Linked DNA regions of Mus musculus: all the other regions are linked to region 4. Evidence: chromatin loops called from intact Hi-C (ENCODE). Cell type or tissue: left cerebral cortex. All regions are shown on one strand.

Evidence for each region. A loop is a pair of places that touch in the nucleus more often than their neighbours do. Peaks named below come from ENCODE experiments on the same cell type or tissue, not always from the same donor. Only the 100,000 strongest peaks of a DNase experiment are listed, where the experiment ranks them.
Region 1: a loop joins it to region 4, with 5 times the contacts of the local background. A loop is called at or near these places in 5 of 42 quality-filtered maps.
Region 2: it touches region 4 in a loop (9-fold over the local background); 12 of 42 quality-filtered maps call a loop at or near these places.
Region 3: a loop joins it to region 4, with 5 times the contacts of the local background. A loop is called at or near these places in 8 of 42 quality-filtered maps.
Region 5: a loop joins it to region 4, with 11 times the contacts of the local background. A loop is called at or near these places in 27 of 42 quality-filtered maps.
Region 6: a loop joins it to region 4, with 4 times the contacts of the local background. A loop is called at or near these places in 5 of 42 quality-filtered maps.
Region 7: it touches region 4 in a loop (9-fold over the local background); 2 of 42 quality-filtered maps call a loop at or near these places.

Annotation. Positions count from the first base shown.
Region 1 is chr17:50,405,017-50,409,016 of GRCm38, forward strand. No RefSeq gene overlaps it. Among named protein-coding and RNA genes, the nearest start is that of Gm31015, 17 kb to the right of the region's middle. In left cerebral cortex, no CTCF peak of the experiment used is centred here; DNase peaks (open chromatin) are centred at 1,808, 2,427, 3,317 and 3,734; H3K27ac peaks cover 2,336 bases.
Region 2 is chr17:50,626,658-50,630,657 of GRCm38, forward strand. The region is part of intron 3 of Plcl2 (phospholipase C-like 2); the gene reads left to right. Among named protein-coding and RNA genes, the nearest start is that of Plcl2, 120 kb to the left of the region's middle. In left cerebral cortex, a CTCF peak has its summit at 2,278; DNase peaks (open chromatin) are centred at 2,280 and 3,298; H3K27ac peaks cover 222 bases.
Region 3 is chr17:50,773,161-50,777,160 of GRCm38, forward strand. The region is part of intron 18 of Tbc1d5 (TBC1 domain family, member 5); the gene reads right to left. Among named protein-coding and RNA genes, the nearest start is that of Gm41598, 16 kb to the right of the region's middle. In left cerebral cortex, a CTCF peak has its summit at 2,301; a DNase peak (open chromatin) is centred at 2,287.
Region 4 is chr17:50,289,525-50,293,524 of GRCm38, forward strand. Dazl (deleted in azoospermia-like) reads right to left here. Exons shown (of 11, transcript NM_010021.5): 1 at 3,883-4,000. The coding sequence starts at 3,885. Among named protein-coding and RNA genes, the nearest start is that of Dazl, 2.1 kb to the right of the region's middle. In left cerebral cortex, CTCF peaks have their summits at 2,145 (motif pointing right) and 3,382 (motif pointing left); DNase peaks (open chromatin) are centred at 2,196, 2,390 and 3,278; H3K4me3 peaks cover 990 bases; H3K27ac peaks cover 988 bases.
Region 5 is chr17:50,793,526-50,797,525 of GRCm38, forward strand. The region is part of intron 17 of Tbc1d5 (TBC1 domain family, member 5); the gene reads right to left. It overlaps Gm41598 (a long non-coding RNA gene), which reads left to right. Exons shown (of 2, transcript XR_876871.2): 2 at 1-65. Among named protein-coding and RNA genes, the nearest start is that of Gm41598, 4.7 kb to the left of the region's middle. In left cerebral cortex, a CTCF peak has its summit at 2,120 (motif pointing left); a DNase peak (open chromatin) is centred at 2,114.
Region 6 is chr17:50,970,641-50,974,640 of GRCm38, forward strand. All of the region lies in intron 4 of Tbc1d5 (TBC1 domain family, member 5), which reads right to left. Among named protein-coding and RNA genes, the nearest start is that of Gm31083, 93 kb to the left of the region's middle. In left cerebral cortex, a CTCF peak has its summit at 1,710 (motif pointing left); a DNase peak (open chromatin) is centred at 1,720.
Region 7 is chr17:50,389,818-50,393,817 of GRCm38, forward strand. No RefSeq gene overlaps it. Among named protein-coding and RNA genes, the nearest start is that of Gm30958, 8.7 kb to the left of the region's middle. In left cerebral cortex, no CTCF peak of the experiment used is centred here; DNase peaks (open chromatin) are centred at 563, 1,650, 1,939 and 2,743; H3K27ac peaks cover 2,216 bases.

The DNA.
Region 1 (4,000 bases), 120 kb after region 4:
CATTATCATCAAGGTGGGAGCATGGCAGTGTCCAGACAGGCATGGTGGAGGAGGAGCTGAGCGTTCTTCATCTTGTTTTGAGGGTAAATGAGAAGACTGGTGTCTAGGCATCTAGAACAGGGTCTTAAAGCCCATACCCACAGTGACACACCTACTTCAAGAAGGCCTCACCTACTCCAACAAGGCCACACCTCTTAAGGATACCAAACCCTGGGCCAATCATACACAAACCATCACAATGGTTAATGCTCTTAAAGAAAGCTTACTCTCCCTCTCCAATGTCCACAACTAACCAATGTGTAGTGAATTAGAGCCTTCAGCACCTGCAGGCTTAGCTGGGATAGCTGTACTCTACTCTTCTTCCTAAGGCTTAGAGATTATTATGGAAGATGGATAGAAAGATTCTAAGAGCCAGAGGCAGCAAATGAATGCAAGAAGCTGTATCCTCGGGACACAAAAGGGCAGCTGGACTTAAGCATCCACAGTGGTTATGGCAGCTTGAACAAGCCCAGTGCAAGCTCAAGCCAATCAAGTCCTCTGTTCTTTATAATATGGAAACTGAGAGTAGCATCTAGGCAGAGGGAGGGAGGTGGGGCTTTAGCACACAGCACTTAACCGAAGCAGCGACCCGATAGTCACTCAGGTCCACTGTACTTGTTCTGTCTTAAGAACTGTTTCAGAAAGCAAACACTGTGGGCTCTTGGTTTAATATATTCTATCAGTGTCATGTGTTGGAATTCAGAAGAATTGTTACACAGCAGCTTCCTCTACTATCGGAACATTCTATCCTACAGGAGACTTCTTAAACAGGAAAGTTAACAACTCAAAATAGATATAGGAAATCCCTGAAACTGACAGGATTCACCAGGCTCCTCCCTGCCCAGAGTGAGCACTAGACGCTGAGATTCCCTCTCAGACCAACTAAGGGGACCTGCAAATAAGACTCAAGACCAGACCAGCTGCCTGGAAGAAGCAGAAACCAGCTGAGCTAGCTGGAAGAAGGTTAGACCAGAGCCACCTGGAAAGGTCACTCTCCAAGCTGTTGAGCTCCCTGTAGGCTGTGCATGTGCTCCAGGTTCCCAGCTCTGTGAACTGTCACCCGTGCTGGGGTGGGCCTTGGTGGTGCAGCTGTCTTTGGGTCATTTCTATTCCTCTAAGTAATCCTTTACCTATATACCTGTAAGTAACCCCAATAAGACTCATTGTTTCGCCAAGTTGGACTTTGGTGGTGTCTATTGTGGGTTTCCTACGTAGGGTAAATAGACATTTGTGTTGCATCTTCCAAGAAAAAAAACCAAAACTTTATCACACAACAAATATCTGCTCCATTCTGGAGATATCTCTAGCCATCTAGAAAATGTGATGGGTGCTATATCCATGGGATTTTAAGGGGTGAAAACTCCATCTCTGTGCAGTCCCCTGGAATCTCTCTTAAGGAAGAAGTAAACATATCTCCCTATTGTTTTGGAGTCCAGGAAGGTGACAGACTGGAAAGTATACATATATACATATTAGACAGTGTTCTCTAGAGGAATATAACTTACAGAATGAGTCTATGCCTACACAGAAGGGGGATTTAGTAGACTGGCTTACAGGCTGTGGTCCATCTCATCCACATAGCTGTCTACCAACAGTAGGTCCAAGAATCCAGTTGTTGCTCAGTCCATGGAACTGCATATATCAGCTGGTCTTCAGCATACACTGGAATCCTGAAGTCAGCTCTAATGCCATTAAGGAATGCGCTGGCCAGCAGGTTAGGCACAAAAGTTTCCTCTTTTCACGTCCTTACATAGGCTTCCAGCAGAAGATATGGCCCAGATTAACGATAGATCTTCCGAACTCAAAGATCTGGATTAAAGAGACGTGGGTCCTCCCACTTCGGATGACTTAATTAAGGAAACACTCCCTCACAGGTCTGTCCAGCCATTCGTGGCTTAGTTCTTTTCCAGTGTTAAGCTGACGACCAAGAACAGGCACCACAGGCTGTAAGGTCTCCTCAGGAAAAGGAAAACCTTAGGAAAAGGAAAACCTGATCACTCCAATGTTACCTAATTTACTCAGCACCTTCCTTGTGCCAGGAGCAGCCAGAGTGATCAAATGGGGAAACTGAGTCTGTCAGATGTCATCTGGAAGAGAGAAAAAACCCACATTGTATGTTCCTGTGGCCACTGATACTCAAACATATGTGCATTCCACTGCTTTTTCTTGTTTGGGGATTAACCATGAGTGTTAGCACTTCTATTTATAACTTAATTTTTTAAATGATTTCAAAAAGAATTAACTTCCGTTCTGACTCTGATGTAAGGCTAAAGAGCTAGTTGAAACACAATGTGGTCCCTGCCCGGAGTACATTAAAATAGCCCAAAGTAGCTGTCAAGGCATAAACAGCTCAGGAGAAAAGCATTGCTGTGGCTTTACAGAACAGATGGTCCGATGACGTCAGTGTCTCCAAATTACCTGCAGCCAAAGCAGATGGAAAAAATTAACATGGAAGCCAGGCCTGACGGCAGGCAACAGTCACAGAGGACATCGGTGGAGGAGAGCAAAATGCTGTCTTCCTTTGCGTTGTCTTAAGAGCTTGAGGGACCTTTCCCTTTGTGCAGATTTCTCAAATGAATGACAAAGCATGGTTCCTACCACCAATACAGGCTGGAGGAAGTAGCCTTTTGTAATGTCCCTGCTGCTAAAACACAGTGATTATAAACAGAAGTGATTTGAGTTGGGGGGATGGCCGAGTGTCCATTGTACAAGCCTTCAAGGACTGGGGTCAGAGTGCCAGCACTCACTCATGCGCTGCTGAAGTAACGGCGAGGGGCAGAGACTGGCTGACATCTGAAACCTGTTGGCCAGCCAGTCTTGCTGAACTAATGAACTTCAGGTTGATTGAGAGACCCTAGTTTTAGAAAAAAAAATGGTGGAGAGTGATTAAAAAAATTGCCTAAGTCCACACACAAAAGAAAAGAAGAAAGAGGGAGGGAGGAGGGATGAAGAGAAGGAGGGAGAGAAGAAGGGAGGAAAGGAGACAGAGAGACAGAGTCAGACAGACAGAGACAGAGAGAGATGGGGATAGAGAGACAGAGAGAAAGACATTTTTAAAACTAAATCAGGTTTATAAAAGTTTCCCTGTTAAGGACATTTTCCGGCCAGCTGCAGACCCTTTAGTAACCCCACCACCACACACACACACACACATATACACTTGCTGTCTGTCACTCAGTTAGTTATCTACTACAAAGTAACACACTCCACTCAACGAGTGCCTGGATTATCTGGACTGTAAGATCTGAAATCCTGGGGCCGGAATCTCAGAGCTTTGTATTAACAGACAGTCTTTAGCAATCCATCACTAACGGGCAGTGTACAGAGGTGGCCTGAGAGTCCATAGGTCTCTTTGAAGCCACCACAGCTCTGCACACCCCCAGAGCCCCTAACTCTTGCCTCTTAAGTATAGACTACAAGATACCAGGCTTATACACAACAAAGTAGAAGAAAAATCAGAAGGACCTTAAAACAAAATTTCATTTAGTGTTTTCTACCATACTTGTAAGTGTCCAATTTCATGACAGCACGGCCCGGAGCCGTGCTGTGGTGGTTTAAGATCCAGGGAAATAATCCCAAGGCGAGAATGTGAGGACACGAAATCCTGTAGTGATGTGGGCAGTGGTGGGGGTGTCTCTGGAAGTGACAATGGGGGAAGAGAAGAAACAAGACAGGAATGGGAAACTCACACCTCCGAGTCACCCCAAGCAAGAGTGAGGGAGCTAGCTTGTCTCCTCCAACGCTCATGCCCATCTGTCACCAGATGGGAGCCGCTGCCAGGGACACTGGCTTCCTTCTAGTTTTGGATCTTCCAGGACAAGAGAAAGCCCTCCAGGGGAGAACGGCTGATGCTTACTGAGGCCAGAGGATGCTGAGTAGTATGTTAGTCTGCTTTGTATCACTATAATGATACCCAACACGGGGTGCTCAGTAAAGAGGTTTGTCTAGTTCACTCTTAGAG
Region 2 (4,000 bases), 340 kb after region 4:
AGAAAGGAAAGAGGTGGTTGGATCTTGCGTTATTTGCTGGTGTGGTGCTGACAAAGAATGTCTTTGATTCCTTCTGCCATTTCATTATCTACGAAATGGTCTTGAAATCACCTCTCCTAGAACTGCAAGAGCCCAGACATAGTAAATACTCGATAAATATTACTCATTTTCATTGGCATTCTTAATTTTCAAAATTTTCTGTACCCCTTGAAGCCTTACAACGTGTATTTACAATGCTTGTGTACATTTTAGCATCACCCTAAGCTCCTGAGTAGCAGCCGTTCTTCAGTACTTGGAGCATAGAGATGAGGACCCCTGAGCAGCAGAGTAAAGGTCAGAGTTTAGAACAGAAGGTTGGCCTCCCCAGCACCTGGGTGGGCTGTGGGCTCTGTCACAAAGGGGAAGATGCTGCCACACTTGCGCTGAGCAGTCAGCATCAGGAGCCGTGTCTGGGTTTATGTGTAAGGGCTGTGCACCAGCCCTTTGCATGCGGTCTTCTGTCAGCACCAGGGATACCGTGGGTGAGACACTGTGCTGCAAGTCTTGCTTCTCATTGTGAGGAAGTCTCCAGTTACTTTTCTCTCTTAACTAACATCTATGTGTGGTTACTCCAGACCTGAGAGAAACAAATGAAAAGACAGTGAGGCTGGTTCGGTTACTTATAACTAATTAGGTGTTTCTTAATCACCTTCCTCTCCTCGGAGACAAGACGCGCTATAAATAGGCAATGATAACAGTACTACTATGTTTAATTGAAATGGAGTTTTTGAAATGTAATTAATTTAGTAACAATAACTTTAAACAAGCATTCAGTGCTCTAGATGGCCCATAAACAGGAAAGAGTGAAGTTCCTGTCACTCTCAAAAAGTAACTTGCTCTCTGGAAAAAAAAAATGTCTTTAAGCAGCTCAGGTTCACCTTTCCTTTTGTAGACTGAGTCAGGCCAGGTTTGAGCCGTTCTCCTCACTATCCTGTAAGTAAAGTATGACCTCTAAGTTCTCTGTCTTAAAGCTCAGAGACTGAAGGACACAGAAGGATCCGGCCTGGGTTACATATCAAGGCAGAAACCAGTAAAGACTGTATCCCACAGGACTGTCATGGCGGCCCACAGATCCTGTCAAAGGTTCCTCTCAGCTCCCAGACTGCCCATCCCTTCACTTAGCCACACCCCTTCACTTAGCCACACCCCTTCACTTAGCCACACCCCTTCACTTAGCCACACCCCTTCACTTAGCCACACCCCTTCACTTAGCCACATCCCTTCGTGCTGTCCCTGCTCTAGAGGATATTGAGTGCACTGTGCACCTAAGTTCCAAGCTGCCTGGACTGTGCTATAGTTAGTTTAGAAAAGCAGAGGGTAAGAGGCTGACATGACCAAAGGCCCAGCAAAAGGATGGTGTTTCTGAGCCTTCATCTGTAAGGTCAGGACGTTGTAAGACACTTCCCGCAGTGCACTAGTTTAATGTGTGAGAATACACATACAATTCCCCAGAGTGATCACCTGAACATAACAGGTTGATCGTTAAATGGACTATTAAGAGAATTGGTACATTTTATATGTACATGAATTTGCTTTCCTGGTACTCTCCATATGGAAAATCACAACAAGAAACACTTCTTGAGCTGGTAGAAATTATATAGCTTGGGTGGGGTTAGCTTTATAATCGCATGGAGTTCCTTTTCAGCATATAAGTTCTGTTTCAATGTTCATATTTCAACATTTTTGTTTCCCTTGTGAATATAATATTGTGCAGAATTAGAGATAGTACAAAATCAAATCTAAAATTCTTTACATTTTTGGAAATTCTGTTTGAAAATAACATTTTTTTTAAAAAGCACTTTTATTTTTAATATTTTGGTTAAAACTGAACTGAAGTTTAAAACTCAGGAATTTAAAATGTATCTAGGAGTTTATAGTGAAATAAATATCTCAGTACACCGATTTTATAACTATTTATTTGGGGACAGTTAGAAGCCCTGGATCTTTTGAGCCCTTCTTTGTTTCTCTTAGGCTGTTCTGTATAGCAGGGTGTGCTCGTGGCCCATGTGCATTCGAATTTAGATCTCCAAGCTGCACTGTTGGGACTCTTGTGGGGTTTGCTGTCTACATCTCCATCCCTGCCCAACTGATTTTCTTTGAGATTTTCTTTGGTTTTTTTCTTTGAGGAATGAATTTTTCTCCAAGTTTCCTCTTTATGTTCTTCCCCTTATCCCAGCTTCCTTCTCTCCACCTTCCTGCCTAGCAAATGTGTATTACTAAGGACTTCTAGTGGCTAACTCTGGAAGTGCTTCTCAGAAAAAAAATTACAAATATAAACAGTTAGTCTATCCACTTTCATAAACTATCACTGCAACTGGCAAGAATCTTGCAAGAATCCTGGCTGGCTTTTAAAATAATTCTGACTGCATGATACTATTCATTCTTATAACACTTTTACTGAATTCAGTTGATTATTTCAGTATAAAGAACCTGTGCTATAATGTGTATTAAAAGCATTTGATGTTACCTTCTGTTTATGAGAGTCAGTTCAGAAACTGTCTTGAAGTTTCATCTGTAAATGAGATTTCTAAATATGCGAATGAATTTAGGTGTACATTAGAGTGATAAGTGATAGAAATAGTTACTGTGGTCAGAGAGGCTTTTTATATTTTGGAATTCCAGCCATATAAAATGGAGTGTTATTGCTGTGCAAGCTGCAATCTAGTGCATAAGAGGTTCGGGACGTGCCGTGGCTTGGATGAAGGTTTTTGTGCCATGAAAGTCTCTTCTAGTCCCTGAAAACCACCCATGGATGATATAAAAGGTTAGAGCAGATTGGAAAGGTAGAGAATTCTTAGCTTTCTGGGCTGGGACCAGGGGCTACTCACAACTCCCAATCCACTGCATATTGACTTATCACTGGACATCATCTCCCGCAAGGTGTGAGAACAACTGAGTGCATTATGGAAGCAGGCTTGTGTGATACCACCACTAAGCTTAGGTTGAATATGACAGAAAATGGATTAAAATTGCACTTCATTAAAGCAAGCAAGAAAAAAAAATCTTTAGAAGTATTCTCCCTCTGTACTGAGTGCTGGGATTGTACTTGATTTGAAAATGCAAATTTGTTCCCAATTGATACGTTTAAGAACATTTTGCAAATAACTTAAAATTTCACACTTCCTTATGTGCAGTTTTGTCTGTAAGTAACACTAGGTGAACCAGAAAACGGTTCCCGGGTGAACTGAGTGTTAAGTCCCTGCCAGTTCCCTGGGTTCCGTGAGTCTGTTTGAACCTCTAGGCATCCATGTGTGTTACTGTGATCTGACTGGTCTGTGAGATTTCAGGTGCCCTTCTTGCAGTACCTCACAGCAGCTCACGGCACAAGCTGTAGCCTTCAGTGCCCACTTCTGCTTCAGGGCTTTTTCAAGGTCTGTTGTGCTGCTGTCATCTGTTGGTATTTAGTTGATTTGTGTGGTTTTAGGTTTTTCAGTGTTGTGCCCTTAACCTCACTTTCCTTATAAAGCCCTGTATTTTTAATTGTGCATTTTTATATAATGTAGTGATATTTCCAGGGCTGCATATGCAGCGTTATTACAGAACTGTTGATATTGCAGTTGCATTCTCCACAATTACCAGCATTACCAGATGTCAGTGCAGAGCTCTCAGGATGATGAACTCAGCTTCTGTCCAGAGACTCTCACGTCACCATAAGTGAACATTGCGTGATACCCTTGCTCTTTCTGGCCACTCCTGTGTTTAGAATTTGGTTTTGCTTTGTACTTGTTAACTTGGTGACTCTAGTTGAAGCATTACCATGAGGCTCATTTATCTTTTAACTAGTATTTTTTATTAATTATTTGAGAATTTCAAATAATATATTTTTATTATGTTCACCCCAACTCTTCCCCAGATCCATGCCCAGTCGCCCAGTCCCTCTCCCTCCCTCCTTCCTTCCCCCCTTGTCTTCCTCCCCTGCCCCCTCCTCTCTCCTATTTTACTCAAGTACTCTTGGGTATGG
Region 3 (4,000 bases), 480 kb after region 4:
AGAATCTAGAGAAAACACCCAAGGAGCTGAAGGGGTCTGTTCCCTATAGGTGGAACAACAATATGAACTAACCAGTACCCCCAGAGCTCTTGTCTCTAGCTGCATATGTAGCAGAAGATGGCCTAGTTGGCCATCACTGGGAAGAGAGGCCCCTTGGTATTGCAAACTTTATATGCTCCAGTACAGGGGAAAGCCAGGGCCAAGAAGTGGGAGTGGGTGGGTAGGGAAGCAGGGTGTCGGGAGGGTATAGGGAACTTTCGTGATAGCATTGGAAATTTATATGTATATGAAGAAAATATCTAATTAAAAAAACCCTTTAACTGAGTATCTGTATGACCAAAACCCACAGTCCATACTGCGGTCAGGGACCGCTCTGTAGATGCTGATTGCGCTCTGCTCACTGTGCTGCTCTAATGATAATTTCCAGATACCCATGAATAAGAATTCCTGCCGACTCATTTACAGCTAATAACTTTTGTAGATACTGGAATGAGTCAGAATTTCTCTCATATGTAGCTCACAACATCCTAAATAAAAACAGTATCTTCAATAAAATGCAAGGTCCAGCATTTAAATGTTTTCTAAATAGACCACTTTTGAAATTTAAGTCTTAATTATATGCAAAAGTAGATGTGCTCATTTTGTTGAGAGAAAAACATGGTATGCCTGTCTAATTTCCTTTTCAAAGGAGCTCAGGGTCCTGCATATGAGAGGTGGTTTGACTGACCTACGTCACTATGTTGGTTAGAATATGCTTGGCCCATGGGAAGTGACACTATTAGGAGGGTGGCCTTGTTGGAATAAGCATGTAGGCTGTGGGGGTAGGCGTTAAGAGACTCTCCACCTAGGAGGGTGACCCCATAGGAAAACCAGAAGTCTCAACTAACCCTGACCTCTGAGCTCTTTCAGACACGTAGCCACTAACCAGGCAGCATACACTAGCTGGTCCAAGGCCCCTGACACGTATACAGCAGAGGACTGCCTGGTCTGGCCTCAGTGAGAGAAGATGTGCCTAACCCTCCAGAGACATGAAGCCCCAGGGAGTGGGGAGGCCTGTCTGGTGGGGGTGGGGACATCCTCTTGGGGACATGAGAGTTGGAGGATTGTTATGTGGAACTATTCCCCCTCCAGGCCAGTGAGCTCCCAGGATATGCTGGGTTTGTGGCTCATCGAGCAGAGCATGGGCTGTCACCTGCCCTTTCTGTCATGCTGCTGTGAGACTTGTGACTATATACATTTTTGACCTGAGCACCGTGAAGCAGACAGCTAAGAGGAGGGAGAATAGAATTCACCTTAGTAGGCACTTTCAAACTCTGGAGCAAGTCTGTGGATAGGAACTCAGCTCAGTTAGGTGAAGCAGCTGCAAAGGTTCCTTCCAGACCTGCCCTACTGTTACTAGGCCTGAAGATCCTCTGATGAGATCAGCACTTTCATTCTTTCTGGACGAAAGCCCTGTAGATTAATGTAACTTTCTGGAAAAGTTAAACATAAAAAATTAGGTGCTCAGGACAGTTTTTGTTGTTGTTGTTTTTTGTTTGTTTTTAAAATCACAGTTAGATACTAAGGGCAAATAGGGAGACAGCATTATAACCTCCAGAATATGACTTTTAGCCTCGGCCAACTTTCATCTGCACAGAGTAGCTGAGAGCTCTCTTCTCCTCCTTTATCTGGCACATGTGTAATTTAGGGAACAAATACTACAGTTCAGTGTCGCTTTTTAAGAACACATAAATATTAAGTTTCCAGAAAGGCCATTGGAAGTAAGCAAATGTTATCAATGACATATTTAATCTAGCGTGATTCAAACCTATAGGAATCGCTGGCCAGGCGCTGCTAACACATCCAACTGTTTGACTTCAGCTCTCCTCAATTTGTGTCTATGCCTCCAGGCAGCGTTCACTGTGGGTACAATCTGGCATCTCTGCGTCCTCCAGAGTTGATGGAGATGAAGAGAGACGACAGGGGAAGAAGACCAACCAGGAGGGGATGATCGTCTTACTGTATCCCTAAGGGTAGCATCCTGCCCATGAACTTAACAGTTAAGGGGCAGCAATACATTTTCTATGAGTCTCTCTCTCTCTCTCTCTCTCTCTCTCTCTCTCTCTCTCTCTCTCTCTCTCTCTCTCTCTGTGTGTGTGTGTGTGTGTGAGTGTGTGTTGGGATTAAATAAATTTATCGAGGCAGTAAGAAGATAAAAGCCAGATTTAAAATCCCACTTAGAAAAGCAAACTCAAGATAGCACACTCTGCACTGTGCAGACAGCTTGTGAAAATGCTCCTTCTGCCACCCCATGCCTCTGTGGTGGAATTACATGAATGGAGAGACTACAAAGACAGAAGTCACGCACAAGAGTCTAAGTCTAGTCTCTCAGACCTTAGCTGACTCACCGGCAGAGAGACTATGAACAAAGTTCAAACAACTAATTTAATGTCATACCACAAATATATGAATTAACTTGAAATTAGATTGAAATTAGATTAAAATTCTTAAGTAAGTCTTCTAAAAAGCTAAAAACCAGTTGTGGCATCTAAGTTGATTTGTATCTATTTATGTCCATAAACTACATTAAGTAGGAAAGTGTATTGGTGCTTCAGGAAAGCCACTCTGTTCACTTTCTCTTCTACATCACCAACATACCTCAAAGCCTGAAAATGGAGCCCTAAAAGCTGCCTTATTAAAACAAAAATTTTCTTTTAATTTAAATGCTTCAGAGAAGGACAGGATCAGCCAGTCTGGAAAGCAACTGTCCAGCCAGTTGTTGGCCGCCCATTATACCCTCCCCTCACAGCCTCATCACAGTTAGAGTTCTTCATGTTAAACTTCCATCTTAACAGTGCCTAGAAGGGTGAACACAGAGTTTAATTCTGGCCAACAGGAGGAGAAAGCAAGCCTGCTGGGGATCTCCCACAAGAGGGTATGGCTGCTTCTATAGTGTCAACAGACGCTACAAGAGTCTAATGACTCTTGTATTGATGAGATATTTTTATTTACTTATTATTCCGCTTTACCATAAAAATTTACTATAGGACAATTTTTTAGACATTCCTTATATAGATAAAATGTTCATAATTCCAATTCTAGAATATGGAGTAAACAATGATCAAGCTGGCTATACTTCCAGAGTAAGTACTCCTTTTAATCTTTCTTCATTTCACTGTGTCATGACTAAGATTACGCTGATGGATTAACTAATGCTAAGATATTAAATTCTATTAATATGATCATTTTTAAGCTACCAAAGTGCACTAAGAGGATCCCCACCACCTGCGTTGAGCACTCCTGGCAGCTGCCCTATGCTCTTGCATGTCGGGGGACCAAGTCATCTACTCTGTGTAGTGCAGACATTCTGATTTCATATGCTTTGTAGAGGACCCTGAATCACAGACATGCTTAGATTATTGGAGGTTGGTATGTAATCATCACAAAGCAAGACAAAATACCTTGCAATTCATTAGGAGTTTAAAAATTGCTCCTGGTTAGTATATCAGTTTTAGCATTTTCCCTTATTATTTATTTTCTCTATCCTTAAATCTTAGCAAAATCTCTTAGGAACAGGTGATAATGAGAGTAGATCATGACTAAACAAGCACAACTCACTTAACAGTCAAACACGTGGCCAACACAAAGATTTCTAGAACTAAAAACTAGGTGTCGGCATGTAAAATAAGGCAAAATATCAGAACTTAATTAAAATCTCAATTTAATGAGGTAAACCTTCTTTTCTAGCTATTTAGAAGCTGATTATGGGATGGATCCCCGGATATGGCAGTCTCTAGATGGTCCATCCTTTCATCTCAGCTCCAAACTTTGTCTCTGTAACTCCTTCCATGGGTGTTTTGTTCCCAATTCTAGGGGAAGGAGAAGGAAATTTCTCTTCAAAATACAAAACAATGATCAAAACCATGGTGATGTTTTCCTTTTTTTGATACAGAGTCACTCAGTGCTGTTCAAGCTGTAGCCCAGACTGGCATGGAACTTACTGTTCTGTTTCTGCCTCTGG
Region 4 (4,000 bases):
ACATGTGTAAGTTTTTTGTCTGCTTGTATGTATGTGCACCATGTGTGTGCTAGTGCCTACAGAAGCCAGAGGGAGCTGGATCTCCTGGAACTGAAATTACAACTGTGAACTATCATAAGGGTCCTCTATAAGAGTAGCAAAAGTGCTGTTAACAACTGATTCATCTCTCTGCCCCATTCATGTCACCTTTTACACTATATTGTGAAAAAATGCCAACTTTACAGTTTATGAAAAGATTTTATTTGATGAACTTGGTGAAAAGTTCTGATCTGTGAAGACTAAAACCATTGTGGAACTACTACTAAATTTCCATTTTACTGAGTGTCTTAAATCAAAAGCATAGTAAGAACCCAAAGTAAACAACACAGCTGTTCAATACCCCAAACAAAAAAAAGTATTAAACTCTTACATTTTTCCTTGCCTTTCTATTATTAAATTAATATAAATTCTATAACCTTAACATGCCCATGTTAATGTGATTAGTCAATCACATTTAGAAGTAAATGAATTATGAGAAATTACTGACACATCAGTTTCCTATTCCCTAATACTATTGTGTTTAAAGCATGTTCTGAAATAGCTTTTTGTTTCTTGACTAACACCATACAAGCTCCACTGGCAATTCATACAGTAGATTCTTAATTGATTAACATGATTTTCCTAAAGAAGAACTTATTGGAAATAAGTGTGTGTACAGAAGAGGCAATATAACAAAGCACAAAAAAATGAACTTAAATCAAAATACCTAGATTTATGTCTGTAAGTTATAAGCAGCATGTTTGCCAGAGTGCATCTCTGGCAGATTACTTTGAGAATGACTAAAACTGGCGAACTCGTTTTATAAAGTAGTATGCTATTAAGAGTTAAGTATCCTGTATTTAAATTTATTTTCAATGGAGTTAAAAAAGTTTTTCCCTCCAAATTTTACTATCTTGGCTGACTTTATTAACTGGATGGAATTTTAGTAAACTATTATTATGTCATACCCACTGAAAAATCCACTTATGAAACTGACAATGAATACTGAACACTAAGGGAAAGCTAGTATATGTAACTTGTTTACATGTATGTATACATTGTCAAGAAGCTAAAAATGTCAATTTGTTTTTAAAAGATTAACTTCATACAAATTTTAGAAATGAAAAACTGTCCAATACTTTACTTTTTTGACCTTTTTTGCTTTTATCTGCTTAAGTCCTTATTTGCTATTTTATATTCCTACTTGAGAACTACCTTATTTCTTTAAACAGTAAATCCCCTTTGTGATATTTCATGACAATGAAATGGCAGGCAGCAAAATTATTAAATTTTTCCTTCTTTTACTATGTTACGATTTAAGTTTAATCCTAAATGCAATACTACATATGCTATGCATCTTGGACTATTTAGAACCTGACTAGATTTGATTTACTAATAGAAAATCTACCCATCTCTACTCAATTTCTTATTCAAAAATAAACTCAAAACATAAAACAATAGTTCTGTAATTTTTTTAGGACTCCATTTCTCAATTTACTCTTCTTGTATTGATGACCTTAGGATATATTTTTATTCGATAATCCTTTTTACTGATGTCTGTACCACAATACATGGATGCATTTCAACTTAGAAGTGTAATATTTTACCAGTTAACCAGAATATAAGTTATAATGCACTGACTCTCAGTACTGCAGGGGTACTTATGTCTAGGAACATTTCTGGATGTCAACAGTGAGGTAAATTTCTGGCATCTGGTAGGAAGCCAGGGATATTTCCATAACAAATGATTCCCAAACAATGTGTTACTAGGACCATAACCTGTATAGGGATGTGATGAAAAATCCTGTTATGGTACTTCTAGAACTGAAGAGGAAAATAACTGTTGGGAAGAATTTGCTTTCCATTGTTCAAGATCTTGATTTCCTGCCTTAAAAATTAAGGAAAAAAAAAATCTCAAATGTCTTCTAATTGTATTCTTTATAAAAAAGTAAAATGGACGTTTGAGAAAAGTTTAATAAGGAGGAAAATAAAGCATTAAATATTATAGGATGCTTGATTTGGGCTTAAACTACCTGCTTCATCAGAGTAAATATTAAATCGGTCTCAAAATAATAGTGTATTATGTATTAAAGAAGGCACACCATATCCTAGTCCTTATCCAGTAGGTGGCACTCAAAACCAAGAAAGCAAAGAATCCATTTTAATAAGACCTAATTCCTACTGTATGCTTAATAAGTAAAACACCCACAACTGATAGATGCTTTAGTTACTTTTTAAATATGACCAAAACCACTCTACAACCAAATACTTGTAAGTCAGGTTGATGTTTAAGAAAGTATAATTTTATACTTAAGAGATAGGATCTTATTATGTAACTCTGGCTGTCCTGAAAACTTGCTATGTAGACCAGGCTGGCTTCAAACTCATGCCTCTACTTCTTGAGTACAATTATTTATTTTAAATGACGTCTTATGTTGCCAGAGTTGACCTGAACTTCTAAAGGGCTCCATATGGCCCCCTGCTGTCCCCAATAATTGTAAATTTCCACACACCTAAATGCCCACTACTGACCCTGGTGGGAAAGTATCTTACTCATCAATGGACTATAATAGCATACTGAAAACAAACTGTATTAAATTTAAGACATATTTAATTATACCTCTGAATTAGCTATGAGAAATATTAGAATACCAGCAATGAGCCAGCACACAAAAATTTGCCTATTTTGTACAGTACCATACTTCATTGTATTGGAAAATCCACATATCAAATATAGCTAGAAGCTGAGAATAGTTATTAAAGATTTCAGGATTCACATTTTTGAAATGTAATTAAATCACTATGCTAAGCAAATTCCCATGTATGCTACAAATACTGGCCAATAGATAAAAATCTGCAGTTATCAAATGTTTAACCCTAATGTAGTGAGAAAACGGTCCAATATTGTGCGATTTAAATTATTGTGATAGACAAGTACCTATTTCACATTATAAATGCTTAATTTGAATTCCAACTTAAGTTAACATCGGTCATAAGTAGTATAAATTTCTTCCTTTACCTCTAAAATGGAAAAAAATTTTAAACGAACATGCAACATCTAACGGATTTGTGATTAAATGGCTATCAACGTTTGTTTTCAGTAGCCCAAGCTAGCCTGGCAACGCCTCAGTCAGTCTGCTGGCGGCGGCAGCGGCGATTACAGCAGAGCTGTCCGGTCCCGCTTTCCCCGACCCCCGCCCGGCTCAGGCCTCTGGCTCCTCCCCCAGCCCACGCAAGCCAAGCTCCCGCAAAGCCGCCTCCACCCCACCCACAGTCACCAGGCGACAGGGCCCGCCCTCAGCCTCCCGATAACCACGCCCTCCGGGTCCTTTCCACGCCGCGGCCAAGCCGCCAGGCCGCAGGACCCGGCGCGGCCAGCCTAGGCGCCACCTGGCGGAGGCGCCCGCGCTGCGGCGCTCCGACCCGGAAGCCCGGGCGCTCGTGCGGAGGAGCTGGGCCGCGGGGTGGGGGCTGGGCCGCGGCAGGCCTCGCCTAAGGCCTGCTCCTACGGGCACCGCGGCCCAAAGGCGGGAAAGAGCCGTCACGTGACGCCCAGGCCGTGCACGTGGCCCACCCCGGGGCTGCCCGAGGTCCCCAGGGCTGCCCGCCATCTCCCCGCAACCCCTCAGTGCTGGTGTAGGCCGCAAAGGCAGCAAGGCCGCCACTCTTGTCCTCCAGGCCTCACCCTGGGGGCTGTCCGGTGGGGGAGGAACCCAGAACCGGAAATATGAAAGGACCCTCTTTATGCCCTCTCCCCACTTCTCTGTGCTACACCAGAAAAGGCCGATTTTTAAACCTCCGCGTAAGGAATCGCGGCCTCCGGCTGGTCTTGCACTGCCACCCCGGGGCCTGCCCTCGACTCACCATGATGGCGGCCAGAGTTCGGGTGGTAAAACCTCGAAGGTGGAGCAGAAGCCACGCGACGGGGCAGCTACGTGAGGTGGCTGCCTAGCCGGCCAACGGGCAAAAAAAAGCCGAGGCG
Region 5 (4,000 bases), 500 kb after region 4:
ACTGTGCATCTTTCTCCTACCTTTCCTGTACCCACACTGCCTAGGGTTGCCTACCTGAGTAATAAGTCATCAAAAAGAGGAACAAGATATCAAACAGACATTGTGACTATAACAGGACTGTGCTGTTGATAACCATCCAATTGATGGATTGGATCAATCATGGATTGATTCCATTCAATCCTAACCACTCAATGAAGAGCTCAACAGAAGACAAGATTGGGACTCAAGAAGATTAATTCATTAGTTCAAGGACCTGTGGGGTATGTGTGTTAGTGTGTGTTAGCATAAGTCAAACAGATTTGTTCAAGCTTAAAAACTATACCAAAATAAATAATTACATTTCTGAATCCTGGATGTGGCATTAAACCTCTCTATATAATGTTTTATTTTCCTCCTTAACTATGTAAACTAGCTTGATAATATTTTTGTTACTGTGGAAACACCAACACTTAGAAAGCAGTCTTTGTACGAAGTTCCCTGCAGAGATCTTCTGAAAACCTTTTCTTCCAGAACAGTGTTGCCTTGAGCTGAAGAGTTTTCAGAAGGAATGTTAGCACTGGCATGGCCTGCTAGGGTAAATTCGCAGCCCTCACTCAACTGAGGGCTAGGTATTCTCAGGATGTAGGTATAAGCTATGCAGTGTCCTAGAGCTGTATGGACCAGTGTACTATATTAGATATGAAGCAGATTGCTATGGTGCCCTGAAATCCAGGCTATGTTCTGCTTATTGAGTGGATCTCCTAGAATAGGCTATATATGCAGAGGTTCTAACTTCACATAAAGGCATTATTGGGATCAGACACAACCATGTCTGGATATAGTCTATCCTTTTTTCATTCCCTTTTCCTTTCAACACACAAAGCAAATGGCTGTGTCCCTTGGACTCTAGGACAATGGAAGTTATTTGTCAAGCATCTCTTAGGAGTCTCTGCTGGCAAATGTCTTGGAAGGAAGGTCAGAGAATGAAGAAATAGTATTATGCTCCTGTAATGTCCTACAGATAATATTTTTGTGGTTTTCTTTCCTCAAAAAACCCCAATGAGATGAACAGGTGCTACAGTGAGTGAGCTGAGGGAAACAGTGGCTTATCTAGTTCAGGGGATGCAGAGCATCTCCTGTTCCCTCTGCCCCAGGTTCATCTCACGGTGGCTGGAACCTTCTCTATCGGACTGACAAACTCTCTGTCAGAGTGTGGGGGCAAAGGGAATTCTAAACACATTCAGACAAAGGGCCAGTTCTGACTGAGTTGTCTTAGAGCCCTACAGCAAGAGTAACATCCAAGAAGGCAGGGACACTGGGGAACCCTGGCGCCAACAAAACAGTGTGCCCTGCAGCAGGCACACTGGCTTGTTCCATAATTACTGTTGAATATAAAATCTTGATAAAAGAAAAATGATGGAGAGTATTTTAATATAAATAGGATTAGTTTATTATATGCATATGAATATTTTAAATTAAGCCAAACATGATATGAGGTTTAATTACTATTTTATTATTCTCATTTTAGCTTGAATTTGAATGAAAGAATCTTGAATTCTAAACTTCCATGTAACATAAATATTCTCATTATAATGTATTTCAACTAAAAGGTGCAAAGAAAAAGATTAATGATTGTAATCTTAAATATTTATGTCTTAAAATCCCATGGGAAGTACTGAAAATGGATAAGCTTTTACTTCTTAAGCTAAACTAATGGGTAATATTAAAATGCTAGTTTTTGACTGTAAACTGTTATGACTCACTATTTATGGTGGTTACATTGTACACTGGTTAAATCGTATGGCAAAAATTTTAATATGAAGGCAATACTTAAAATATTTCAAAATCAGGTTGTGAAAAAGACAAGTGGTAATTTTTTAGGTGGAATATGGGTAGTTAAAACACAGAAACAGATCTTACAACAAATTCGTCAAATATTGTTACAAACAATTCATCCAGTAACAAAAGTCCTTCCTTGTGTCAGCCATCCTACAGAACATAACGTTGCAAATGACCTCAAACATAGGTTGAATCATATTTGGCAAAGAAAAAGAGTTTTCACTGTGAACAGAAAATCCACAAGGCCTGATGCCACCAAAGTAGGCCCTAAGAGTGAACTTTTGTTTTACACAACAGTGCCACTTAGTGGCCAAACTATGGTAGTGGACCAGTGTGCTGAATGGAGAGTAGGGCCAGTAACTGGGTTTGGGAGAGAGTTGTGACACTGTAAGTGGCCAGAATGGGGTGGGGCAGTACATGCCAACAAATGAGAGAAGAGGGAGGGAGGGAAGGAGAGAGGGAGGGAGGGAGGGAGGAGAGAGAGAGAGACAGAGAGACAGAGACAGAGAGAGACAGAGGATGGATAAATAGATGACAGACGGGTGATTAGACAGATGGTAGACAGGGAGGTGGCAACTGTACCTTGGAGGTCAGTTAGAGCCTGGACAGGAACAGAAACCTGAGCATCGCTTCCTGTAACTACGTCGCCTAGATTTCATAAGAAAAAATAATTAGATATGATAAAGGAAAATAGACAACCTTTTGCCTTTCATACTCAATATTATAATATTTTATCGAATTATTAAAATTTATAGAACAGAAAATACAGTGGAAACTTAGATAAACATCTGACGTGTCTTTAAAGTAAGCAATGTCTTTAAAACGATGTTTCCAGTGGAGAGTTTGTGTCTGTTTTTACTAAGGAAAAGTTCACAAGTTCCTACTATAAGTTTCTACTATACTGTGGATTGGAAACCTCAGTATAAAAGTATAAAGGACTTCTCTGAGGAGATTTTTATGGCATTACAAATATTAGTATGTTTTAAAATATATCTTCTAAAAAAGACTTATTCATATGGAAGTTATATAACACTTATTAACAGGCATATTTTTTCAAAACTGATTTCTTCCAATGTAAAAAAAAATATTTTTAAACTAAACTTTAAAGGAAATTCATAGGAAAGACCTAAGCAAGCTCTAATTTCATGTTACCTAGTGAAAATATTTCAAACTTACCACATGTATTTTCAAATGCATCTGTGAACTACATCCCTTTATTATAGGCAATTATTAAATTGAAACCATAGTAAATGCTTATAATAAAGCAGTGTTCCAAAAAAAAAAAAAAAGAAAGAAAGAAAGAAAGAAAGAACCAGATGGGCATATAGAAAAGAAAACCGAGCTGGGAGAGCAGGTCTTAGTGACCCAGAAGGAAGAGTAGGAGAGGAGAGGAGAGCCACCCAGACACTGCCGTCCCTCCAGCTCTTCTGTTTCTGGGGCAGCAGTGTTCAACAATTACCAGTCACAGCCGTCAGACTAACCCCTAGAGACGGCAGTGTCGAAGGCTATTTCGTGGTTACTAAATAGAAGAAAGCAAGTCTTTTAAAAGTCTCCAGGATTCCTGTGTACAGCCTATGACTTTGTAGGCTTGCTTCTTCTTCAGCTTTTATATAATACATGCATATGACAACTATGTATTCATTTTACTAATATATATATAAAGTACTAATTAATATACTATAAATAATATGATTAACATATATAATAATATACAGGATCTCACACACACACATTTTGGTAAAAATCGATTTTAAACGAGATAGCATCCCTCAGTGTTCTGGCCACTTAATGTACTCTGATTTGTAGCGCGGCCACACTGTGTCATTACTGCATTCCTATCAACTAACAGGACAGAGAAATGTTCTCCTATAACCAAAATAAAATTGTGAAAGGGACCACATCCCACAGAAAGGCTTTGGGTAGAAAGAAAATGGTCACAACCTAAGTTTCCATAATAACATTTCCTAAATTGATAAATGGTAGGCTCAATTTCTGAACATTTTCAAGTCTATACCAGTTACCCGTTTTGCTATATAGATTTCTCATTTTAATATTTAAGGTAACGATTACTAAGAAGATGAGGGAACAGCAGCTCTGCTGATTTTCTTTTCCTCAGCGGACACATAAAGTCCACCATGAACGTTAAGTTACACATGCCTGCATCTGGGTGACAGAACCTCCC
Region 6 (4,000 bases), 680 kb after region 4:
TGAATAAGAGCCTGTACCTTGACTGCAGGCTGGTACAGAGAAAGAGACTGAGGCAAATGAATTAGAAACATCACTGAAATTTACAATCATCTAAGCTTATTCATATGTATAGTTCTAATTAAGGTGTACCATTTCAAATTGATGAGAGCTCTAACAAAAAAGACACATAAAGACTTTAAGATACTGTCTTTTCTATGGAATAGTATTTGACTAATAAACTATAATATAAAGTAATATTTATGAAGTATTTACCAAGTGCTTAGAATTCATAGAGCCTCATTGAGGTGTGAAGCTAGGGGAGTGAATTCATGAATTTTTAAAATAATGATGATAAGCTTAACAAAGTTCTTGGGTAGAAAAAACTGGCTTTATTATAATTAAAACTCCAAATACAAATAACTAAAATTATAGCTACTTAAATTTTGTAACAAGAATAGATCTATCTAAAGTTAAACAGACTACCAAAGAGCCAAACTAAAATAATCTTTTGTTTGTTTGTTTAATGAGCATACATGAGTGATAAAACTGATTTTGAACTTAAGATAAAATAATAAGAAATACCAAAGACCTGCTGGTAGAGTTTTTTTTTTCCAGTTTATTTAGCAAAACTAAAGGAAAAGTAGTCAGGAAATTATATCTTATACTATATTTTAGACTGACAAATATATGTGCACGAAAGTACACATAAGGGTAGCAGGTAATCTGGGTTACCAAAACCTGACAGTGATGCCACCAAATGCTAAAATGCTAATTCTAATATTTTAGGCCAAATACTTTTAGTTCCTATGGGAACTAGTCTCTTTGGATATGTGTCTTTAACTCCTCTTTTCAAACAAGGAAACAAATAGTTAGAAAAATAAAACTGCTCAAAAGAGAAATAAAAAAAAAATCAATGTAAATTAAGAAAAGTGCCCTTCTAGAACAAGTAAACTAAAAGACACAGTGCAACCCAGACACAAGGGAAATGAGCTCTGTCTATTAAGCAGGAAAAAGACCACAATCGTTTCTTCTCCTCCGACGTGAGTTAATATTCAATGTAAGGGCAGAAAATAACTTCTTAATAGTCAGAATGAGGAAGATGTGTTATGACTATAAGCAGTGACGAATGGTCTGGTATATCTAAATGTTTAAGAATTCTTTATATTTTTACTTTTTAAAAGATTTCATGAGTAATGTATTAACATGATCTCCCCACTCCTTGTGTTCCCTCCACCTCTTCCCACATCTTCACAAATAACTGAAATTAATGGGTTTCTTTTTCATTAATATTATTATTTTATAAACACACAAACTAATATAGAACTAAGTTGCTTTAGTTAGTATTGCTCAAGTGAATGCTTATAAGGCTTACCACTTGGTGCTGGATAACCAGTTAGACGGGCTCATGCCTAGAGAAGTCATATTTTTTCCTCCCTTGACAGTCAATGTAGCTCTTCACCTAGGAGTGGGGTTTTGTGTGAGTGATATCCTTCATCCTTCATGGCTTAGCAACTAATGGTGTCACTGTTTTTGTGTTATATGGTATCATTGAAAGTTCATAGGTAAAGTTTCCCTGTTGTGTATAGAAGACACAACTTTCAGCTGACATCCTGGCCCTCTGGCTCTTACAATCTTTAGGTCCTTTTTTCTATGATGTTCCCTGAGTTTGGGTGTAGAGACCTAGACTTTAATCACTCCTTAAAAAAAGCATTAGTGCCACCAAGTGGCAAGGACTCTACCATTGCAGGTACCAGATCCCTGAAAACAATCAGCCAGTAGATGCTGATAATGGATTAGCAGTGCAGGCCTTGGGATTCATATGATAAAGTGGTGTTAAGAACTTGAAATTACCCGGGTACTTCTCAAAGAGATTACTGTGAGTGAATAAAACTGGCCAAGTCTGTAGCAACTGAGCAATTGTTCCTTAAAAAACTCTAAACCCAAACCAACAAACCAGAAGAGTTGTTACTGTTGTTGTTTGCAGCAATTGCTGAATTTCCTTTAATAAGACTTAGTCCCATAGTTAACCTCCTGCAATGGCTTGTTTTTCTTGATTTTTATTTTTGACATGGAAATCGTTTTGTTTGTTTTAACAGAATATCTCACTGTGTAGCCCTGGCTAGCCTGAATCAGACAGGCCTTAAACATACAGAGATTCGTTTGCCTCTACCTCATCAGTACTGAGTTTAAAGGTGTGTGTCACAACAGCTAATCCTATGAAACTACTCAGAATACTCAATAAGTGAATACAGAGTGATTACAAAGATATCTATTTTCAATTATATACTTTAATGTTTCCTAATATTCATCAAGAATTGATGTAAAACTTCTTAAATTTTTCATGTTCCAAAATATATTTTTTTTCACACATAGTTTGGTCATATTCTTTCCTCTTCTTCAATTCCTTGCCTATACACCTTCTCTTCTCATCCCATTTAATATTGTTTCTCTTTTAAAAGAGTCAAAGTCTAAACCAAAACCCAAGTCCTAAAGTATAAGCACAGACACAGACATACACACAGATGACAGACAGACAGACAGACACACACACACACACACACTGAACACACAAAGAGAAAAAACCAAATGGTAAAAGCATGAAGTCAGTTTTGTGTTGAAGCCTGAGGCCTGTCCAGGGCTGTGGAAATATACCAAGTATCACTCTATTAAAGAAAACTCATTTTCCCTCTCAGGCAGACATTCATTGCAAATGACTTCTTGTGTGTACAGGACTTACACATGCTGTTGGAGTTTCTAATTGGTGTCTTCTAAATCTATTGTTTAATAATTTTGTAACTGAAGTGATGCATAATTATATGCTAAATTTAGAGAAGTTTAATCAGTGATCTAACTTATCATAAACTACAGAATATGTCTATATTCTATAGACAGAGTGTCTCTCATTTGTATGATGATTTATTTCTACCCGAGTTTCCGATATCTGGAGGTGAACAGTGTCCCTCAGGAATGATTTAAAACCTCAGACAGCAGACAACACAGAGAAAAAGAGGTGGGAGAACAAAACTCAAACAACCACAGGAAGGGGAAAGGATATATGATATTGGAAAGCTCTATCATTTGGACACACAGTTATTTTGGCATCTAACAATATAGGAACTGTTCAGTGGGGAAGAAAAGGGTTATATCACCATAAGTGAAAGAAAAAAAAAAAAAAGAATGTGGGAAAAGAAAGTGAAGGAAGATTCGCTGGCTTCTGTGACCAGGAAGTAATGGGACTGGAGATCTCAGAGATGGTCATGTAGCTGATGAGGAAAACCTTGTGATCACTAGAAGGTATGCACAATTTTATACTTCTAATGTACAAGATGAGCTTTAAAACATGGTCATATCATTTATGACTATATTTTAAAGGCAAATACAAAGGGAAAAGAGAACATTTTAAATCGTTTTCTAGTTTATGTAAAACTATAATAAGGAATTCTAAGAGCTAAAGGAGTATGTTATAATTCCAGCATTGTACGTAATGCCATTTAAAGGACAGATTTTGAAAATACTAGTCATAGAGCACAGAAGCCATCTGACTGAGAATCAACAGAAGCATGGCAAGTATAAATGAAGTATGTCAGCATCCGACTGTAAACCGTGGCACCAGACATGGCAAGCGGCAACGCTAGGCCTGCAGGTGCCAACATCAACCAGACAAGCACTCATGTTATCTATAATTACCTCATTTTTAGCTTAAATCACAGGTAATGAGGGAACTCCGAGTCTCTAAAAGGCAATTAGTAACTCTACTGGCTTCTTGCTTCCTCTTATCAGGAATTTTTCAGAAGTTACTCTTATTTCAAGCCTTTCTCCCCTGTGTAATGAAACATCAGGGTATATCGTTCATACATATATACATACACAGAAAATGGAATGTACAATTACCCACAAGCTTAAAGTAATTTCCTTAAAAATCTAGGTAAACTATGTCGTTATGCAGTGAAGTGCCACTGAGACAAAGGCGAGGAGAACTTCATACATGGACACATGCTAAAATATGTCAAAAAGTTCTGAT
Region 7 (4,000 bases), 100 kb after region 4:
AGTTGTTGGTGACTTTTGTCTTCTATACTATCAAATGTACTTTGCAAGGAACACTATACCAAATTATTACGCTAGTGAATAAACAAACAGAATGTAAACAAATATTCCCGGAGTTTGTTTCTTATGCTTAGTATCTAGTCAGGGACCTTAAGGTTTAATAGTCATTCAACAGTCAAAACACAGTTCTTTAACTGTTTTTTTAAAAAGTTTTAAAATGAGTTACTATTGGTTTAGAATTGGCTTAGAAGAGACAGACATAAGGCTCAAATAAGTATAATTTAAATCTAAGTGTAATTTTCTCCCATCAAGAAGTCCAGGTCTCTACCTGGAACTCCTGTGTCCCCTGCCATGGTGTCAGGCATCTAGTGCTGCTCTCTTTAGAATGTGGCTCTTACAACACAGTTCAGGGGCAAAATCCTACCATCTTGTCAGCATTCCTACCAATTGGAAAATGGAAGAATACACCCTCTGCTTTAAAGATACTTCCCCCCAAGTTGCTTCTAGTACTTCTGTTTATATCTCATCCAGCAGAACCACATCAGATAGGATTCTGGGAAATGTAGTTTTTACTGGAGGCAGCCATGTCCCTATCTGGAATTTGAGAGTTCTGTTGCTTAGGTTGGTTGGATAACACAGGAACACAGTTCAGTCAGCGAAGCCTTGACTGACCAGTCATAGCTTGCTTGCTCTCCTGCTCCCTCATTGGTAATTCATGTTGCTTCTAACTTTTATAATCTTTTCCTTTTCTCTAGAGAGGAGGACTCCATCCCACCTTTGCACATAAGCTTCCTGCTCGGATTTAGGAACCCTTGAGGATATGCTGTGCCACCATCAATATCTATCATAGCTAATATCTAATATTGCTAATACTTCTGCTTTGTAGCAGTTACCACAATTGAAAGTGTGAGTTATTTGCATTCTGGTTCACTTTACTTTGCCCCACCTTCAAGCCTGTAAGTCCTACGAATCAGGGGCTTGGTTTTTCTTCATGCCTGCGTTTCCAGCATCAGACTAACTAGTTTCGTATTAAGTTGTCCCTACCCCCATGGAAATACTCGCTATTTATTTGATTAAGTAAAAATGAAATGATCTGCGTAGAAATAATCTTCAAGTCTCCCGTAGCTGATCCAGCATCTCCTCCGGCCTTCCCCAGCCTCTGTGCACCACGGCAATAGATCCAGAAGCTCACTACCTCACACAGGAGGTTTCAGACCATTCTCCACTGCTCCTTCATCTGCTCGTTGCCTGTCATTCAACCCTCAATATCAACATTTAAGGTTTAAAAAAAAAAAAAAAGAAACCGACAGGATGTGGGGAATTTGGAATCAACTAATGAGCTTTCAAATAGAACAATTTCATAGAATGGTATAGATCCTAGTTTTCTCAGTGCATTAACTGTCATTGAATGAAGGTTTCACTTCACATTGAAGGTGCTCCTCAAATGTCCTGGTTTAGTCTCCTGCCTTAGTAAGGACAGCATCCTCCCAGAGTGTGTGCCCTTTCTTGGAGAGCCAGAGTCTTACCATGGCTGAAGGCCAATGCCCTACCTGTCAGTCTGTGCTGACCCAGCCTACAGACGCAGAGTAAGAAGGAACCTCGTGGAGGCGACAGGACTCTGGGGTACTGCTGTGCTCCAAAAGCTGCTTCAAACAAACGTGTGCAGCAGTAACCTGGTTTTTACCCCTAAAGTGGCATGTCAAAAAAAAATTTTTTTCAGGCACTTCTGTTTCTGAATTGGCAGAGGGTTTATTTTATGAATAATTTTTCATCCTTGCTTTGAAAGGAAAAAAAAAAGTAACTCTTTTATAAGTGCTAGTCATGTATTGGGATATGAGTGAAGGTCACACCTGAACTCAACAACGTCTTAAAAATAGCCGAGGCAGGGGGATCAGTTTTTGCTATCTCAGTGTTTAAACGTCAGTGGTCAGAATCAACACAAAGCAGGAAGGCCAGGCAGAAAAAAAAGCTGACCTTTAGAATACTTCCTGCGATGGCCCTGAAGCTTCCAGAACGGAGAGATGGAGAGTTTTAAGTTGTTTTGAAAGCTGTGATTTTCAGTTTTCCTATAATACGAGGCTTTGATGGGCTGAGGAGCCGGAGCCTTTACATTTGTCAAACCATAGGACTCGTTTGGCATTTGTTCAAGATTTTAGCTTAATGATTCCTGTTTGTATCTTTTAAATTTTAGTATTTTAAATCCTTTTTGTTTTAAAATAAAAATCCCCTACAAAATAGAAAATTTTCTTCCCAGGCTTTAAAGTACAATTTACCTGTTGTGCTCTCTGCCTCCTCCTGGTGCCCACTGCTGTGTCCTGGTGCCCACTGCCATGTCCCAAGCCCACTGCCGTGTCCTGGCGCCTGCTGCCATGTCCCGTGCCCACTACCTTGTCCTGATGCCCACTGCTGTGTCCTGGTGCCCACTGCCATGTCCCAAGCCCACTGCCGTGTCCTGGCGCCTGCTGCCGTGTCCCGTGCCCACTGCCGTGTCCTGGCGCCTGCTGCCATGTCCCGTGCCCACATCACTTGCCTTTAAAGCAGAGGAAAGTTCAGGATCCCTGGCTCTGGAAGTCGAAATGAAAGAATGTGGAGGCGAAATGTATGAAATGGCAAGCTTGCATTTGAAATGAAGCCAGTCTTATTCCACACTCTGCCCAAAATAACTTGTCTTCTAGAGAAATTTAGTCATCAAAGTCTAAACAGAAATCAGGAGTCAAGGCTAAGATTTTTACCCATCTAAAAGTACTACCTCCCAGTGTATTTCAGCAGTTAACACCTCAGTTAGGATGAGTGCGCTTTAAAATACACAGCCATCCCTTCCGGTTACAAAAACGCCTGTTTCAAATTGGAAAGAAGCAGTCAGCTGCTCACCACTATAGATAAATGTGATGATGTGTGAGAGTCCTCTCTGTGGGGACGATGGCCCTAGGCATGCGCGGCCTGTCACTGTGCAAAAATCTGACAAGGACTGGAGGGCAAGATGCAGATATCAAGAAGCCCATGATGCACACAGCACTGAGCTAACAGTCCACGGAGAAGGAAGAATGCCAGCCTGGCATACTGTCTTAGTTAGGGTTCCATTGCTGGGCAGAAACACCATGACCGAGGCCACCCGTACAAGGAAAACATTTCATTGGCGCTGGCTTGCAGTTTCAGAGTTTCAGTCCATTATCATGGCAGGAAGCATGGTAGCATGCAGGCAGACATGGTGCCAGAGAGACTAAGAGTTCTACATCTCGATTAGAAAGCAGCCAGGAGAAGCTGTCTCTTCCACACTGGGCAGAACTTGAGCACTAGGAGCCCTCAAAGCCCACCCCCACAGTGACACACTTTCCTCCAACAAGGCCACATCGATTCCAACAAGGACATAACAGTGTCATTCCCTGTGGGCCAAGCAGAGCTATGCCTTAAGTGTCCTTGGGCCCTTTAGATGGATTGGCACTCACCACTGTGGCTGTCCTAGGTGGCTTTCCTTCTGCTACTTTGCAAGCCTGATCATTGTGTCTCTTGAGAGAATGGTTCTTAGGAGAGGTTAGCATCTGTATTTAGCAGGAGAATGGAAAGTAGAAAGGGGAGTAACTGGTTTGGGATCGTTTTTTTTGAAAGTGCACAGCTTTCACTTCTTCCTGAACTTTGCTTCTGACTCTTCTTCTGCTTAAAAAAAAAATCTTTGAAAGCCCTTGCATTGCAAGAAGGGAACCGGTGGCACTAGAGTTCATTTGCCATGCGTTGGAATGGCCGGTGGGAAATGCCAGGGACGAGGCCCACCGAGTCAGCTATTGGGAAAGCAGCTCCTGGAGATCACAGGCACGTTGGACTTTAAGAAGCCATGGAAGGCAAGAAGCAGAAGAAGTAGATGGCTTGAGGACATAGACTTAAGCCCTGGTTCCCAGACAAGCTCCTAGTCACAGCATCTATGTGAAAGTCAAGGTCTACACACTCATCTCTGCCTTCAAACTCTGTTGAAAATGCACAAGACTGCAGAGGAAGGAATCCTGGCAGT